3 separate regions of the Homo sapiens genome follow, and all the other regions are linked to region 3. Evidence: chromatin contacts called from ENCODE Hi-C or POLR2A ChIA-PET data. All regions are on one chromosome and are shown on one strand. Each heading gives the region's core, a stretch centred on a gene start or an enhancer-like site at or near the end of the contact. The rest is flanking DNA. Distances are from core to core; before and after follow the strand shown.

Region 1 (4,202 bases), core at 276-2,775, 150 kb after region 3:
CGTGTGGTCCTGCATTTGTAAGAAAAGCTGCTATGTGTGGATCGAAATGATTCTTTCATATTTGTGCCTGCATATAATTATAGAATGACAAACAATAGAAAAAGAGTGTTTCTATTTCTAAAGGGGTGGTACAATTATGCAATATTTTTATTTGCTCTTTTATGGTTTCTTATAAACACGTAATTTGTGTACACTTTTTTTTAAAAAAAAACACATTCTTTGGGGAGAAATCATGAACTCTCCTTTAGCTATGCAAATATCTCTGAAATCATAACATTAAAACTTAAACCTCCATCAGGGAGGCACTTTCTAGAATACTCTCTAGATAGGGTAGTGGCCTTGCCTATTTTACTTCCCCATAACATAGCACATGGAAGTATCTGATAAATGTTCATTGAATTAAATCAAAGGCTATTCACATATTGCCACCCAACCTCTATTCCCTGAATACGGTTCTCAAAAATTATCAGGCTGACAGATTTTTATGTGAAATTCACCTATGATATTAGCCCTTTCCAATTCCAAAATGGCTCAATCAGAAAACATTGACTGAATCTATAAAATGCAAGGGTTAAGGTGAGTTTCTTCCACTGAGGGATGGTGGCAACTCTTCTTTCTTTGCTTGTTGGTTTCTTCTCAGTGACTTTTGATCTTAAGATGAGAGGCTGTGTTCCTGGCCACTGGTCCTACAGGGGGAGAAGCAGCAGGGTCTTGGCATTGGTAGCACAGCTCTGGTATAGTCTAGAAACAGGTGTCTTGCTCCCCTTGTCCAGTGAGACTGTGAGTGTGGGGGGGAAGGAGCTGAGACTTGTGGCCAAACAGCAGCACACTTCCGGCCACGTCTGCAAACATCTCGCATGTGCTGGTCCACGTGGCAGGTCTGTGGCTGCTGCTTTCTTAAATATCATACACCACACATAATTTTTGTTATTAATACATGATAGTGAGAAAAATAAAATATTGCACATTTCCATTATTTTTGCAAATTCCATGCTTTTGTTTATACTATTTTTGAGGGCACATTTCTTTCCTCCTTGGGGACATTTCTAGAAATTTACCACTCTAGTCTGTATAAGGATATAAGCCTTTGTGGCCCATGTATACAGATATAGGCCTTTCGAAGAAATTTATAAAAATACGCAGATTCGCCATATCCGGAAGTAGATTTGGATGATTTCAGCAGCAGCAAACATGAACAGGGCTGTGTTCCCACAAGGAAGTGGCTCCTGTGAGTCTTGTGGGAGCCCCTGGGGACTTCTGGTGCCCTTCTTTTTACTGCACTCCAGGCAGGGAGCTTTATGCTTGAACTGCTAATAGTTTTCTTTGAAAATCAACATTTCCGCATGTTCTGATTTGACCTGAGCACAACCTGAGCAGTGGTGTGGGGCCACGTGGTGCGGGTCTGGCTTTAGGTAAATATGGAACTCTGGTGTGTGTGTTTGCTCAGGCTTAACACATAGAGAGTGGGGCCCTCCACCTGCGGTGAACAGGAAATGCTGGGACACTCACAGAAAGTGACAAGCTTTCTAGAAATGAGCCTAGGGAACTCCCCTCCTGGGGTGACCTCAGCATATTTGACTCCTGACACAGCTTATGCTTTTGCTGTATCCCAGAGCTTTTTGCATGTTGTGTCTTTATTTTCGTTTGTTTCACAGTTCTTTCTTTCTTTATTAATTTCATTGTGTACCCAAAAGTCATTCAGGAGCAAGTTGTTTAGTTTCCTTGTACTTGTGTGGTTTTGAGAATTCCTCTTGGTATTGATTTCTAATTTTGCTCCACTGTGGTCTGAGAAAATGCTTGATGTGATTTCAGTTTTTTGGAATTCATTTAGACTTGCTTTATGACCGAGCATGTGGTCAACTGTAGAGAATGTTCCATGCAAAGAAGGGAAAAATGTATATTCTGTGGTTGTTGGATAGAGTATTCTGTAGATGTCTATTAGGTCCAATTGGTCATACATCTAGTTTAAGCCCAGAGTTTCTTTGCTAGTTTTCTGCCTTGAGGATGTGTGTAGTGCTGTCAGTGGGGTGTTGAAGTCCTCCACTATCATTGTAATACTGTCTATGTCTGTTCTTAGTTCTAGTAGTATTTGTTTTATAAAACTGGCTGCTTTGATGTTGGGTGACTAGATATGTAGGATGAACCCTTTATCCCTTTTTTATATTCTTTGTCTTTTTTTTTTTTTTTTTACTGTTATTGTTTTAAAGTCTGTTTTATCTGATATAAGAATAGCAACCCCTGCTCTTTCTGTTTTCCATTCGCATGGTAGATTCTTCTCCATACCCTTACTTCAATCCCCTGGGTGTCATTACATGTGACATGGGTCTCTTGAGGGCACCAGGAAGTTGGTCTTATTTTTTAAAATCCAGTTTGCCACTCATTTAGGCCATTTACATTCAAGGTTCGTATTGATATGTAAAGTTTTATTCCTGTCATAGTGTTGTTAGCTAGTTGCTTTGTAGTTTCAATTGGGTCATTGCTTTATGGAGTCTGTGAGCTTTGTACTTATATGTGCTTTTATGGTAGCAGTATTACTCTTTTGTTTTGTTTGCATGTTTAATACTTTTTTGAACATTTCTTGTAGATCCAGTGTGGTGGTGACAAATTCCCTTAGTGTTTGCTTGTCTGGGAAGTACTTCATTTCTCTTTTGTTTATGAAGCTTGGTTTGCCAGGATATGAAACTCTTGGCTGGATTTTTTTTTCTTTAAGAAGGCTAAAAATGGGACCTTAATCTCTTCTGGCTTGTAAGGTTTCTGCTGAGAAGTCCACTATTAGTCTGGTAGATTTTCCTCTATGTGTAATTTGTCCCTTTTCTCCAGCTGCCTTTAAGATTTTTTCTTTTGCATTGACCTTGGATGGTCTGAGGACTAAATGCTTTGGGGATGGTCTTGTACAGTATTTTTCAGGAGTTCGTTGAGTTTCTTGAATCTGGATGCCGACCTCTTGTGCAGGTTCCTTCTCATCAGTGGAAGCTGTTACCTCTTATTGTTGAACTTACTTTTGTTTGAATGGGATCCCCCCTCCAAGGGTGTGACTGTTGCCCCTGCTGGGTAGGGCCCTTTGGTTTTGGTTCTATATGATTTTAGGGGGCTTAGGCTCTGAATGAATTCCTTGGTTATAGACAGCCTTTGTGCAGTGGGTTTCTAAATGTTAGTTGTAGGTTGTAGTGGCAGTGTGCTGTGTGTGTGATCAGGCCACATTCCTTTTCCCCTGTCATCCTCCATAGTCAGCCATGTTCCTTTCTCCCTCTGTCACCCTCCAGCTTCCACCCAGCAATGCTAAAGTTGGGCTCCATGGTCTGAGAGCACAGAAATGTAGAATTATGCTTCCTGGCTTTCCTCTGAGGCCAAGTTCCACAGGGACCTTCGGTTGAAACTTTGGTTGACTTTATTTTCTCAGCATGAAGCATAAGCTGAGAGCTCAGGGTCTGCTGGACCTTGGGCCACCATCCTGTCCTTTCACAAATTCTACCCTAGTTGGCCCTGGAGGAACTCACAAAATGTGGGTTTGAAGGTATTTCTCACTGCTGATTCGACTGCCAACGCTTGGCTGACAATGTGCTGCTGCTGTAAGGGGATTTACCAAGCAGAAGTTCCAAAATCTTTTCATTTTGGCAGCTGGGGATTGGCCCTGTGCCATTGGCCTGGCCGGCAATGGAGGTGCTGGGTGTGTGGAACTCAATTGTGATCATCTAGCATTCTGAGGACAAAGGGACAGGATCTGCCTGTGAGCCCCAGCTTTGTGTGGTCATGGCCACCGTGTTAGAGGAATGGAGGTTTCTCCAAACCACTTGGCTGGCAGCTCCTGCTGCTCACACAGGCCTGGCAGAGCGGGGTGGATAGGCTGGTGTTTGTTTTGCTTGCATGTTTAATACTTTTTTGAATATTTCTTGCAGATCCAGTGTGGTGGTGACAAATTCCCAAAATTTGGCAAAAGCCTGTGTCACCGAAGGGAGCATCACACATTCTGGGAGGGTCACAGCAAACACGTTCAGATCACTCCATCACAGCCATGCTCTCCCCTTGGGAGGGCGACTTCCATTCCGCTCGGGCCCTGAAACCATGAGGCTCCGTGTGCTGGGATGAGGTTCCAAGAAAACCGTAGGCCCTCAATCCTTAGGAGGGGCCCCTCTCCTCCACATCCCAGCCTCTGTCCTCACCTGCCACCACCTGCTCCGGAGGAGTCTGCTTACTGGTGCACC
Region 2 (4,568 bases), core at 211-2,710, 220 kb after region 3:
ATTCCCTGTCTCAGAAAACCTCATCACCAGCTATTTTTATAAACGACCAGGCTTGTGAGGAACAAGATTGAACTTTCCGGCTGAGAAAATCCATCTTTTGATCGGTGGGAGTTCTTCCCTTTGGGACTCCAAATAGGAACTGAAGTTCCGGAAAAGAAAACCTTTATTTCCTTTGTGCAAAAGCTTCTCCCTGTGTTTCACTGTAGCCAGAAATCTCTCAATCTCTTGCAAATCCAAGATGATTCCAATCTGGCACTGCTCTGTGCTGACATTCTCCCAGGAGCTGCTTTCTCCAGGAACCTGCCAATTAGAGCCGGCCCTTTCCCTCTGCCCTGGCAGGGGTGGGTCAGCCCACAGCACCCTCCGGCACCCAATCCTCCTGGTGCTTAAAAAATTGATATTTTAAATGAATACATAATCAATGCACATATTTTGGGGTACATGTGATAATTTTATACATTCATATAATGTGGAAAGATCAAACCAGGGTAACTGGTGTATCTATCACCTTAAATATTTGTCTTTATGCTAGAAACGTCTGAGTTATTCCCTTCTAGCTATTTTGAAGTATACAATAGCTTACTGTAAACTATGGTTGCCCTACTGATCTGTCGAACCCCAGGTCTCATTTCTTCTATCTGTATACCTGTACCCATGAATCAACCTCTCCTCACTCCCTCCCTTCTCTTTCCAGCCTCGTAACCACCAATCACTCTGCATCTTCAGGAGCTCCACCTTTTCAGCTCCCACAGAGGGCTGAGAACATGTGAAGTCTGTCTTTCTGTGCTGGCTTATTTCACTTAGCACGGTGACCTCCAGTTCTGTCCGTGTTGCAAATGCCCGGATCCCATCCTTTCTAGAGCTGAGTGGTATTTCATTGTGCATATGTACCACGTTTTCTTTATCCCCTCTATCCTGCGGTTTTGGTGCATGTCCCAGCACTGGCCCAGCAGACTGTGGGACCCACTGGCTGGCGGGGAGGGGTTTCTAAGATGTTGCTCTCGGGACCTGTGTGGGGTCTTCCTATTCCATTCAGCACTGGGCCGAGGACTTCCCCGAGGCACTCCTGCCACTGGCCTACCTTTGTTCCCATCTGCATCCCGCAGCGTGGGCTGTGCACGTGGCCTCTGCGCCTCCCCTGCCGGCTTTCTCCCTCAGCCTCTCCCGCTCTGCTCCTGGCTGCTCAGGAGCCAAACTCTGTCATCAGGCGGCCCCAACCAGACACAGCTGGGAATCTTCCAGCATGGACTTTCCTCTCCTGGCCAGTGGCTGGCCCGGAGAGCGGCTTCGGGTACTGTGAAGGGCTCAGGTTCTGGGCGTTTGTCCTGTGGCCGCACATGCGAAGTCCTGCCAGATTGTGGAACAGCTTCAACACTGCAGGGCACTGGCTGTGGGCACCTCGGATGCTGGCCGGCCTGTGAGGAGTGGGGCGGCCCAGCACGCTGAACTTGCGTGATCAGAGGTTGAGTTTCCCAACCTTGACTCAGCAGAGCAGCTCGGGAAACGACGCAGGTTGTGAGCCGTGGTGTTGGCTCGAGAGCTTCCTGCGTGGGATAGGGAGCAGCCCTGTCCACTCCAGAAGTGAGGGGGTCAGATTTTGTTTGGAAAGTGCCATCACAGGGGCCCGCAGGCTGGTCAGCGCTCACTGCTGGCTGCTGCGCCCTCCCGGCTGCAGCCTTCATCCTGGCCTCCTGCCGTGGCTGCCCCTCCTGGCTCCTCCCCGAGGCCCAGCAGATGTGCCCTCTGGAGCTTGCCCTGACCTGCACTCTCTGCCTCTGGGCAGGGGTGGCCGCTGAGTCCTCAGCGCCCTGGGATACTTCATACGAGCTTGGTGTGCACTCAGTTGTAGCCATTGGTATGTCTGGCCCGGGGCTCAGAGTCTGTCAAGTGAGGAGACTTATTTTTATCTTACTGTCAGAGGCTGGCACAGATGTGGACGGCTTTCTAGATTGAGTTTCCAGGAGCCTGCCATTCTATTATCCTCTGAAAACCATGAATTACTGTCCACACCCTTCCCGTGTGGACCTGTGCGGTCCGTCTTTCCAACTTGTGGAGTGTTGAGCTCTGGAGCGAGTCCTCGCCACACGCAGGTCTTGCTCACACTTCCCAACACCCGGCAAGGCAGGGCTACATCTTCAGTTTTTATTTTAGGAAGCAGGGACTAAGAGAGATTGAGATACTTTAGAGGGTCACAGAGCTCTGAGTCAGGACCTCTGAGCCTACCTGTCACCTCCTGCACTGCACTGGTCTCCAGCAGGGTCAATCTGTCCCCCTGCAGCTGGATGGGAAGGTGGGGGCTGGTGAGTGGGGGGTGTGGAGCTGGCTGGGCAGACCCTCCCCTACCTTCCAGCTGTGAGCCTGTGGTTGCAACTGGTCTCCAGCAGGGTCAATCTGTCCCCCTGAAGCTGGAGGGGAAGGTGGGGGTTGGTGGGTGGAGGATGTGGAGTCAGCTGGGCAGACCCTCCCCTACCTCCCAGCTGTGAGCCTGTGGTTGCAGGCTGTGGCCTCCTACCTGTGTGGCCAGGTCACTTGCTGCCCTCACAGCCTCTCCACACAGACGCCAAAGGTCTCCTTTCCTCCTGGGCTCTGCCCTGACATTACTTCATTGGTCTTACCCAAGACCCGTCCTGCCTGAGCCCCATTCTCTCCCTTTCCCAGGATGGCAGCTGAATGGCTGGATGGGATCTGAAGTCTCCCTTTCCCAGGATGGCAGCTGAATGGCTGGATGGGATCCCGTCTGGCGGTTACCAAGCATGGTCCCTGCCTCCTGCTTCTCCATCAGGTGAGGAAATACATTCTTGGTGGGGCTTCCTTCTGGCCAAGAGAGGCGCAGACCCTGGGCCGAGGTGGGGCTTCCACTCTTTCGTGACCTTGGCAATGCTCAGGCTCCTGTTCCCAGCTGCATTTCCCACCAGTGTGAGGATGTGAGCCAGCGAACATACCATGTGTCACAGCCTCCATTGGGGTGAGCCACGCAGGGGCTGGCGGGGAGCTCTGCCAGCCCATGCAGCTCCTCCTGCCGGCTTGACCGGCTCACACTGGCTCACGGGAGGGGCTTTTAAAACTTTCATTTATTTGTTTATAATCTGACTTGTTTAATGCTTTGACTTCAGTTATGAATTGAAATAAAAATATGTGATGCTGGATTATTTGTTTAATCTGGTGTTTTTCAAAGTGAAGAGAAGCCCAGTTCTTTTTTTTTTTTTTTTTTTTTTTTTTGAGACGGAGTCTTGCTGTGTCGCCCAGGCTGGAGTGCAGTGGCATGATCTCGGCTCACTGCAAGCTCTGCCTCCTGGGTTCACGCCATTCTCCTGCCTCAGCCTCCCGAGTAGCTGGGACTACAGGCGCCCACCACCACGCCTGGCTAATTTTTTGTATTTTTAGTAGCCGGGCATGGTGGCTCACTCCTGTAATCCCAGCACTTTAGGAGGCCGAGGTGGGCAGATCATGAGGTCAGGAGATTGAGACCCCGCTGGCTAAGATGGTGAAACCCCATCTCCACTAAAAATACAAAAAAAAAATTAGCTGGGTGTGGTGGCGGGTGCCTATAAACCCAGCTACTCGGGAGGCTGAGGTAGGAGAATCGCTTGAACCCAGGAGGCAGAAGTTGCAGTGAGCCGAGATTGCACCACTGCACTCCAGCTTGGGTGACAGTGAGACTCCATCAAAAAATAAATAAATACATAAAAATAAAAAAATGAGAGGAAAAGAAAGACCAATTTGAGAAAGAACGTCAGCTTTCTGGTAATCCTGAAAAAGGAGTGTAAAGATAATTTTCCACTTCTGGTTAAAAAAAAATGGGGAGAGAAAAAAGTCATAGCAACGTGGTGCTTACAACATCGCAAAGAATTTAAATTCCAGAGCCAGGGGGCTAAAGCAGCTTTAACAACCAGAATTTCTTTAAAAATGTTTACCCATTAAGCTTGTGGATCAAGTTCTTAAAATCCAGCTTCACAAATAGCTTGCTGATATAGTGTTATTTTTTCATCAAAATGGAGATACTTAGATGTGGGCATTAGTAGCTTATTGAAAGACAGACATAACAAGGGATTTCAATCTTGTCCTAAAAGTAAAAGTAAATCCTCCAGCACAATCCTCTCATTCCAGGTTCCTGAGAGCTGGGTGGGGCTCTTCTCCAGCAGAAATAAAAAGAGTTGGAGTCGATCCAGCGTCTTGGCTCCCTTGGGTGCTTCTGGGCTGGCTTGGTTGCCATTCTTGTTTCCGAAGCCCACCTCCGCTTCGGAAGGATTCTAGGAATATCATGATGATTTTGGCATTGACATGGCTGTTCCTGTGGAGAAGAGCTTGGGGGGTTTGGGGTTGTCCGGTCTTGGTACCCCTGGCCCCACCTCATTCACGGGATCCTTGTGTGTCAGGCAGGCTTCTCCCAAGTACATAGGTACAGGGTTTTAGCTTCCCAGGTACAACCCACCCAGGATGTCCCCTAAGCCCCCCATTGTGGCAGCCGCATCCCTCAGGAGACATGACTGTGATCCCAGGCTGCAATGAAAACACACAGACAGACAAGAAATCCATTTGCTTGACTCTGTTTTAACCTCCAACGCCCT
Region 3 (4,195 bases), core at 1,058-3,557:
AGAGTGGTCAGAACCTTTATTTTCTGCTCCCTCCCCCGGGGCAGCCTGGAGCTGGCTGCGCCCCTCCCCTGAGGGCTTGGTTCCTGTTGGGCGGTCCTCTGCTCTGGGGCTCACCACAGGACTCCCCAGTTTCCTGTCCCCAGTGGTGGTGACAGAGCCTTGCTGTGATTCCCAGGTGTGGCCTCCCTGACCATCCCCACACCTCTGTACTGACCCCCTTTTGGGACCTTCTGTGAGTTGCCCAATTCAATTGAGTGTCCTGTCCTCTATGCAGGCTGGGATGGAGTTGAGAAAGACCTGTTCGACCCTCATTCAAATCCTGCTTGCTGACATGTCCTCCGCTCTTTGGTGCTGTGGCCAGCCAGGACCAGCTCCCCTCACCCTGTCCCTGCACCCACTGCTACCCAGACGCTTTTCCTGCTGTGGCCACGGAATCTGAATGGCCGGGGTCCTGCCAGCTACATATTAGGGTGGGCTTCCTTGTGTTTGTCTGGGAGCAGTGTGCAGATGTGGATTATCAAAAACCACGTTCTACCAGCAGATCTGGGCTTCAAAGAGCACCTTCTATTGTGTAAATGGAATTGAAAAAGCTCATCATGGAAAACGAGAAGCATTTTCAGCTCCTAAATTAGAGAATTTATGGTGATAAATCAAGAGTGTCTGCTCTAATAATCACAGGAAAAAACATGATAATATGATTTAATCTTAAAATATTTCTAACATAATATTAGAAAAATTATATTTCAGCTAATGTCTGGTTAGCCTGTTGTGAATGTATGCAAATATCTCAGGAAATATTAATATATACTGCCAGCTTTAGCTAATTAAAGAAATAGTTTTAGGAGTAACGGCCTCCTGATAATTTAATCACCGTTCAGTCTTTGCAGATAATTATGGTATTTGTTATTAAGTTCTCTCTGATTTTCCGAGGAATGAGAAATCTGATATAATCTTTTACTATGTGAGCCAAAAATTAAATTTTATTTCATTGTGAAAATTGTTGTGATCTGAAGATTTTAGAGCCAAGCTCCAGAAACGCTTCTCTCTTCTAGAACTGCCCAGTGTTGTGTTTTACAGGACTTGAACCCTGGGTTGCTGAGGAAGTGAACAGCTCTATGGCCAATAAAAGGCAATTAGGCTGAGATAAATTGTTGTGGAACAAATGATCTCATAAGAAGGTTTCCTTATGCTTACGCCTTATGAATAATCTTCTTACAAAGACTTTTTGAGGTATAATTTTAAAAATGATACTAATCATAGCATTTTAAAAAATAAAAAAGTGAAATGACCCAAAGTGTTTAATGATAATAAGATGGCCCAATAAATAACCTGCACTGATGTAATCCACATTAAAGGCAATATGATTCAGTCTTTAAAATTAAATTTTCAAAGAGTTCTTAAGACTGTTGTAGTTATAACTTTAAGTGAAAAAAAAGAGAAAATTATTTAAGTCGGCATGACCAAAAAAATCCATAGAAAAAAACGGAAAGGAAATATATAAAAAATGTTAAGTAGGTCCCCCAGAGTGGTGAAATTATACAGGTTGAGCATCTTGAATCTAAAAATCTGAAATCTGAAATGCTCCAAAATCTGAAACTTTCTGAGTGCTGACATGATGCTCAAAGGAAATGCTCACTGGAGCATTTTAGATTTTAGACTTTTGGATTCAAAATGCTCAACCATTAAGTGTAATGTAAATATTCCAAAATCCAAAACTCAAAACCTTTCTGGTCCCAACCATTTTGAATAAGAGATAACCTGTAGGATATTTTCATTTTCTTATTTTCTACTTCTATTTATTCTCCACATTATGTACCTGGCACATAGAAGATGTTTAATAACTAAGTATTGCTGAGTGAATAGTCAGGATAAGAACTCATTACTTTTTAGTCCATTTTTGGGAACTTAGGTTACAAAGTCTGCAGGGCCAGTGTTGTGGAAGTCACTGCTCTCTCCGACTCTTGGCAGGAAAAAGAGAAGTAGACTGCCTGTCTGCCAATGATGGCAGTCCCTGTGGGATACAAGGATGAGTGTGCCTGGTGCCCTCTCTACTGGAGCTCCAGTCCAGAGCTGGTGATGTGTCGGTGGACAAAGGACCGTGATAAAAGAAAGAATGGAGCAAGGACAGTCATCAAGTTCTCAGGGTGATTTGCTCACTGAACATCCCTGCTCCTCTGAAGCAGGCAAAGCAAGGGGACTTGCCTTGGCCAATGAAATTCAAGTACAAGTGTCATGTGGCAGTAGGGCCATGTGACTTGCCTTGGCCAATGAAATGTGAGCAGAAGTGTCATGGGGCTCTGCTGGGCAGAAGCTAAGAGCCAGCACTTGTTCACCATGTGCTCATTTCCTGTCTCTATGACAGGCTGCCGTGCTCCAGTTTGCGAATGCCCATCCACCTGTGAAGGGCTGAGCCAAGCCCTGGGCACGTGGTGAGTGACAGGCAGATCTTTGTGGAGGGAAGCCTCTGTGATTGCAGGACATTTGTTACTCGGTATAACCCAGCCTGTTCTAACTGACAGTGAACACAGCTCTGATTTACAGATAACACTGTGCTAACAAATCTATCATGTGCGTCTTACATCCTTGAATGTCATTGTAGGTTGGGGGTTGGGGTCTGAGTTCTGGTCCATTTTCCCCAGGCTTCATCTCCTGTGTCAATTCAGGCAAGAGGAAGAGAGAGGAGGAAGCTTCTAGATCCAAGCCAGAGGAGGTGGATGCAGCATCTGCCGCCCACAGCTTTGGGGCCTGGCCCAGCCTCCACCTGGCCGAGACACCCAACCCCGACCCCACCCACATGGGCGTGCAGAAGAGCCTGAGATGGTGCACACTGACCCATGGCAGAGTTACAGGTGACATTTCTTTTGTTTCTACATCCTAAATCTTTCTACAGTAGATGAACGTTTTGTAAGAGGACTTTTGCTGCCAGTTAGAAATGCATATTGCTGATGCACCCTCTGCAAGACCTTCTGAATCCAACGCCCTGGCGCAGTGGTCCTCAACCTTTTTGGCACCAGGGACACGTTTTGTGGAAGACAATTTCTCCACAGACTGGGGGTGGGGATGGTTTGGGGATGAAACTGTTCCATCTCAGATCATCAGGTATTAGATTCTCATAAGCAGTGGGCAACCGAGATCCCTCAAAAGCACGGTTCACAATAGGGATTGTGCTCCTATGAGAATCTAATGCCGCTGCTGATCTGACAGGAGGGTGAGCTTGGGTAGCAGTGCTCCTCAGCCTGCTGCTCACCTGCTGTGTGGCCTGGCTCCTAACAGGCCACAGACTGGTACTGGTTCATGGCTGGGAGTTGGGGACCCCTACCCTGCTGGATGGGGAGTCTCTAAGGTGTCATGGATGCCAGTGCAAAGCCTGTCTCCCCTGTGCCTCCCCTGTACCTCCCCCGCACCTCCCTGCACCTCTCTCTAGCCCTATTCCAGTGCCCTTCTTGGTGATGATGAGGCAGCTGAGGCCAGGGGCTTATTACTTCCCCAATTGCCACTGGCAATGGGGTTCCTCTGTGTGCTGGATTGGCGAGGGGACTAGCCCCCAAATTCTATCCTGAAGGTCTGCTATCTAGAGCTTTCAGGTGTGGTATCAGTGGTCTTAGATGGAGCTTCTCCAGCAGAGCTAGGGACAAAGGCTTGAGTTCAGGCTGTTTCTTTGGGCAGGGGTCTCAGGGCTCAGGCGAGCAGGAGTGAGTTGAGCGAGGGAGGGAAGGAGTGAATGGGAATACCAGATGGCTTATCCAATCGACAGCCGCTTGGAGTGGCTGATGCTGGGCTTTTTGAGACCTTCTGAGGCCCTTTATGAAATGCATCTCAGCACAGTCTCCTTGGGACAGTAAAGGAAAGAGAACTTATTATCTGCTTCTGTCCTGGCCGTGGAGGCCCTGTCTTTGGAGACTTGCATAACTGTGATTGCTGAGCAGCCTCCTGCAGGTGACCCCGGGGCCAAGGCAGGAAGTAAGAGGTGAGCAGATCTCCGAGCCCAGGTGGTGTCAGGTGACACCTATGCAAAGTGGATCAGAGCCTGGGAGGTACTGGGTGAAGTGCGAGGTGAGGCTGGGAGGGTTTTCATGTGGGGTATAAAAGGTATCCCATAGAATTACCTTACATAATGAGGTTTTGCACACGAGATGGGGCATACTCCTCCCTGTTCTGCACCCTGGATAATCCCTGGAGTGTGAGGGAAGGGAAC

Evidence for each region. Hi-C counts contacts between places; a loop is a spot of excess contacts on that map. ChIA-PET counts read pairs that join two places held with the same protein, here RNA polymerase II (POLR2A). Pooled maps may share reads with other maps.
Region 1: a loop to region 3 is called in a pooled map, with 7 times the contacts of the local background. The contact joins the enhancer-like site here to the promoter of LINC01164 in region 3. A Hi-C loop is called at or near these places in 2 of 168 maps with a recorded cell type or tissue (Calu3 and Panc1), 2 of 37 single-sample maps with no recorded cell type and 3 of 50 pooled maps.
Region 2: a loop to region 3 is called in a map of stomach, with 2.3 times the contacts of the local background. The contact joins the enhancer-like site here to the promoter of LINC01164 in region 3. A Hi-C loop is called at or near these places in 3 of 168 maps with a recorded cell type or tissue (Calu3, HCT116 and stomach), 2 of 37 single-sample maps with no recorded cell type and 5 of 50 pooled maps. POLR2A ChIA-PET finds 5 or more read pairs at or near these places in 1 of 52 experiments (MCF 10A).

The regions. Positions count from the first base shown.
Region 1 is chr10:131,638,659-131,642,860 of GRCh38, reverse strand. No RefSeq gene overlaps it. Among named protein-coding and RNA genes, the nearest start is that of LINC01164, 150 kb to the left of the region's middle. RefSeq lists an enhancer at 1,156-1,305. Within about 2 kb of position 1,525, at least 2 of the 41 ENCODE cell types and tissues checked have a DNase peak (open chromatin) inside an H3K27ac peak, as active enhancers do.
Region 2 is chr10:131,571,808-131,576,375 of GRCh38, reverse strand. No RefSeq gene overlaps it. Among named protein-coding and RNA genes, the nearest start is that of LINC01164, 220 kb to the left of the region's middle. Within about 2 kb of position 1,460, at least 2 of the 41 ENCODE cell types and tissues checked have a DNase peak (open chromatin) inside an H3K27ac peak, as active enhancers do.
Region 3 is chr10:131,788,311-131,792,505 of GRCh38, reverse strand. LINC01164 (long intergenic non-protein coding RNA 1164) reads left to right here and starts at 2,307. Exons shown (of 5, transcript NR_038365.1): 1 at 2,307-2,429; 2 at 2,640-2,849.